2 separate regions of the Mus musculus genome follow, and region 2 is linked to region 1. Evidence: chromatin loops called from intact Hi-C (ENCODE). Cell type or tissue: left cerebral cortex. All regions are shown on one strand.

Region 1 (2,500 bases):
ACTGGATTGACACATAGCTTCTAAAACAAAATTTGAAGGTTTATATGAAATGAGTAAGAAAACCATCCATGACTGAAATATGTGGGGAAAAAAAAAGAAAACAAGCTGAAATAATGCTCACTGCACCTCTGGAAATCAGCACAGATACTACCCTCAAATGTACGCTCTTCAGGGCCTGACTGCCTGGGATGAGAGCAAGGACACGCATGGGCTTTCTATCGGAGCTCCTAAGAATTACAGTAAAACGCTGACCAAGCTTGGCTTCTCAATATACACACTTCTGAAATCTACTGGGATGTGGAATGCTTTTTAATTTAGGAAGTCATAAGAGAAGAGAAGATCTGCAGGCATGGTGTTGAGTGCCTGAAATCCCACCTCTCAGAAGGCTGAGGCTGGAGGATCACGCAGCACTGTCACGAGTTTGAGCTTGGCCTGGTCTACATAGCAAGGCTACAAACACAAGCAAGCATCAAAAGACAAGAGAGGATCAAATGAGTGTAAGTGGAACCGTTTATTGATTTAGAGAAAAAGTAATAACAATGATGGGATATGACCAAATGAAGAAAGTGAAACTGGTGATACAAGTGTTGGTAGTAAGGGATTCATGTCAAGGGGCTCGTGTGCTTTCTGTGGAATATAAACAAAAGCACATGCTAAGGCCTGCTCCTCGTTACTCCTTTGCCCTTCCTGCTAGAGTCCAAGACTCTGGACAGACACAGCTTATACAGCAGGTGGAATGAAATATTAAGAATAATCCAAAGGGAACTTCTGGAGAAAGATGATTTCAGCCTCAGGATTTATTTTTAAGAATTAAGGAATGCCATGGGAAGAAAAAGTTCTTTTTCATAATGAAATCGGCCTGGCTATGCCTATTCTGAGCACTGCCAGCAGGCAGAAACAAGCTGTCTCCAGCCATCCTGCTGTTCAGGGCACTGCCTGTCTGCAGGGTCCAGCAGGGTCCACCCACAGGGATTGCTGGCACGATCTTGGGTAGAGATGTCTGGATCAGTCTGTAGCCATCACTGCCTCTAGGACAGACAAGGATAAGACTGGATGTCTTTATGAACTACTTCAGATCTTAAACCACAGCCGCCCACATCACCATCTGTTGAGTGCCATGTGGACGAAAAGAAAAATGCACGCTGGTCCTAAAAATACTATTTGCCTTACAAGGAACAATCCCTGATGGCTCTGCCTCCCTGGCCTCTGTTTTATATAACATTAATTAGAGATGCTAATTCTGTGTCAGAATGGTACTGTAGCCACACCCTGGAATGTGAAATCCTAAACCTTCAAGTTCTGCCAAAATGTGTCACTGCATCCAAGTGCAACAAATTCAGTTGGAATTTTTATATTCCATGGCTCCCTGACTGCAAGTCCATGGAACTGGAGTTGTAATCATTCCAGACACATAATTGCCACCATTAAACCATGCTATGTAAGCCCGGTTTTGTCACCTGTTAGTCAATAATAACATTATACGTATTCTTGTGCGTTTGAATAAGAAAAAGCTTTTGAAATTTTCAGCGAAAATTCATAAAACTAATATATATATTATATATATATTATTACATTATATATATATATATATATAGTACAAACTATCTCTGCTTTCAGTGCAACACTATTAAGCTCCAAGCATCTCCCTGTTACACTTCCCTCTTTCCAGAAGAAGACAGCTATCAGCTTTACTAGGTAAAAGATGTGTAAGGTACCCTAGAGGAGAAAGGAGTTTGGTCAGGAGACCATAGCAGTGCACTGGCCACCCAATAATGTTCCATTTCCAGCACTGTAGGCCTCTCCAGCATCACGTGCTTCTCCATCTTCCAGAAGCCAGCCAAGGACACAGGCTTGTGACTCTTAGCCTCCAGTCTCTGACCTGCAGTTGTGGTCCAGCTCTGGTCAAGCTCCCGCCTCCCAACCAGCCCTTTGCCTCTCCTGTCCCAGCTCTGTGAATACCTCTCATCTGTTGTCTCCATCATGGATCTAGGTGTTGATCGCGCTTGACTTTGTTGATGTTTTCAATTAGTTTTGCTTTCAATTGCATATCTCTTCTTTGACATTTATTATTGTTTTCTTTCCCATTGCCTTTGATTTAATTCACTTCTATTCTCCTACTTCATAGAATAAACACATAAATCATTGATGTCAAACTTCTCCATTTCCCAGTGTAAGCTTTTAATGCTGTAAAATACTTCAAAGCCTGCTTTAGCTAACTGTCACACATTCTGATGGGTTGTAGTCGGAAGAATCTGTTTGATATCTTAATCAAAGTGCAATGTAAAAGTTATTAAAGGCTGTTAACATAATTTGACGTTCTGAATCCTATGTGAAAGTTTACTTAAAACCATTTTCTATTTTCTCTTTTAGGCAGACAATCTCGAGGAATTTTCTTTGAACAATTTTCTTTGAATAATTTTCTCTTATCATGATCTTATATTATTTTGCAGGACTCTGGACAAAACTCTCCAAGCAACCTCTCGGCCACATCCTTAAGTAA
Region 2 (2,500 bases), 170 kb after region 1:
ATATGAAATTAGCAACTAAAGGCCTTTACTAATTTTTAAAGATCTTTCTGAACTTTGTAGAGCCTATTATTGCTCTGCTGTATGCCTTCAACTAAGGGCACTTCAAGGTGCAATGGGAACTACTTAACTAGAAACCTAAAATCATAACTCAGCATCTCTATAAAGAAACACAATAGAAACCCTCAACATTTCCCCAGAAAAGTGTTCAAGGCGCTGGATTAGTGGTAAATTGTGATAGGATATAGCAGGAGAAAATTACATTAGGCTACATAAATCATAGCAAGAACTTCATTACCTGGGGCAGAAACAACACAAAAGCTATTCAGGTTCAATCCAGGCTATTAAACTCAGGTGTACAGTAAGTTTTAAAAGGTTTAACTCCCTGAGTCGTAGGGCTGTCACTCAGTGGGAAAGTACTTGCCTCCTGTACATGGGCCCTTAGCATTGGCCCCTGCCACATCCATACAAAGAGATTTCTCTCTTCCTTCTAATCAGGAAGGAAACGTCGTCGACTTCCAGAGCAGAAAAGTCATTGCCGGCGGGACCTAGGGACATCATGCATTGGGGTGGAGTCTCCTATTTCTTAGTAAATGGGCTTTTGTCCCAAACAGTCTTGGTCTGGTTCTGATTCCAGAGCACCCACTGCAACCCTGACACTGAACAGGCCAGTCACTTCCCACGATGTACTTTATTCACGAAAGTCTCTAACTCTCATGGTTCTGCTAAGGACCAAGATGCTGAGGTCTCTCAGTATCTTTAATATTCACAACTTTAACCTACTGAGCCAGAAGGAGTTAACTCTCAGAGGCATAAGCAGTAACACCATCAACTAATTCTAATGCTAAATTAAGTACATCATTAATCAATTTTCTGATAAAGTGCAAAAGTGATCTAGAGAAGATGGATCAGTCTGTTTAAAAGTGAAGTGTGTGTGTGTGTGTGTGTGTGTGTGTGTGTGCTTCCATATGTGACAAATCCATGAGTCACACTCAACCATATGTAATTCTTAAAGGGAAAAACAGATGGAGACAGACTGGTGAGCTGCAGTGTTAGAGTTAAGAGATAAATAGTGCGACTAGGGTGTGTTTTTTATTGAATGTCAAATTCATATGATTTATATGACTGTCATTAGCTTCCACTCTTAAGGAGCTTCCAAATTCCACTGATGGGCATAACATAAGTGAACTGAACAATTAACACCATCCACTTGAGTCACCAGTACACTGGTTCTGCCTTGATACCAGCAGATCCACATGGGGAATTTCTACCATGGTGTGAATGTCTCCAATAAAAGCATCAATGGAAAAAAGTTGCTGGTGTCCCAAGGAAAGAGCTGTTGGGCATACTATATTAGGAAACGCCAGACAATTATTCATTTGCATATCCAGTCTTTATTTAACTCCAACTCCAAAAGAAAGACTGATAAAGCGTTTCTTAGAGTAAGGCTCTGGGTTTTAACATAATCTTTTGATTACCCAGAGAACTCATTACCAGCTATTACCACCCACTGTGAACTGTGCACTATTGCCAACACTGATGTCATCTGTATATATGTAGAGATATGTGTGTTTATGCACACACTGCATGTGTGTTTAAGTGGACACATGTGGGTGTGTGTATTTGTGTGTGTATGTGAGCATAGATGTGTATGAATATGTGTATGAGCGTGGATATGTACACATTTAACATGTAAATGTAAATATGTGCATGGACAAATGTGTATATGTGTGGGTGTGACAGACGTGTGTAAATATGAACATTCATGTGAATGTTCTTCTGGATCTTTTTCTAATATACCCTGGTGGTTTTGAGAAACCAACATCCTTTTGTTTCAGAAACCTTTTCTCGTGACTTTGGCCTTCTCCGATCTGCGTCACGGGTACCTAAGCCCCTTCCTTGTCGTCTTCATTTTCCAAGCTATAGGACCGAACTGTTTTCTGCAATACAATAGCACTGTCATCGCTTTCATGGTTCACTAACTAACAGCACAAACCCTTCACATACTAAGGACATGTGGGAATCCTTTGGCGGGAATAGAGAATAAGAAACCAGATGTCTAACTATTGGCAATATGGTAGTTTCCTAGGAACAAAATAGTATCTATTGTAAAATACATAAGAAAATGTAAAAATCTGACAAATATACAACAAAGTTAGCTGTGTCACATCTTGGAACATAGTCTTGTTGTGTATGCCCAGCTGACCAAGGCTATGTAAACCAGGTTGCCCTTAAACTCAGAGAGATCTGCTTCCCTATTGCCTCGCCATGCCTGGCCTGAGATGAGTATAATAAAGATAGGGTCATATGTATCTGAATTTTAGCTACTGTTGCTAAAAGCTAATGAAACTTTCTTGCTAAGGTATTCCCTTACCTAAGGGACATACAAAGGCTTCATGAACACAAATGGAACAGCCAGAGCTCAGCCAAAAGTGGGTGGTCCATCAAAGTAATTTCCTCTTTCTTATAAGTCAGTGGAACTCTCAGGGATAGAAGACCCTCT

Evidence for each region. Peaks named below come from ENCODE experiments on the same cell type or tissue, not always from the same donor. Only the 100,000 strongest peaks of a DNase experiment are listed, where the experiment ranks them.
Region 2: a loop joins it to region 1, with 2.6 times the contacts of the local background. A loop is called at or near these places in 3 of 42 quality-filtered maps.

The regions. Positions count from the first base shown.
Region 1 is chr5:4,992,313-4,994,812 of GRCm38, forward strand. The region is part of intron 10 of Cdk14 (cyclin-dependent kinase 14); the gene reads right to left. Among named protein-coding and RNA genes, the nearest start is that of Fzd1, 240 kb to the left of the region's middle. In left cerebral cortex, a CTCF peak has its summit at 1,121; DNase peaks (open chromatin) are centred at 360, 1,130 and 1,837; H3K27ac peaks cover 2,091 bases.
Region 2 is chr5:5,158,685-5,161,184 of GRCm38, forward strand. The region is part of intron 5 of Cdk14 (cyclin-dependent kinase 14); the gene reads right to left. Among named protein-coding and RNA genes, the nearest start is that of Gm30151, 210 kb to the right of the region's middle. In left cerebral cortex, no CTCF peak of the experiment used is centred here; DNase peaks (open chromatin) are centred at 1,050 and 1,243.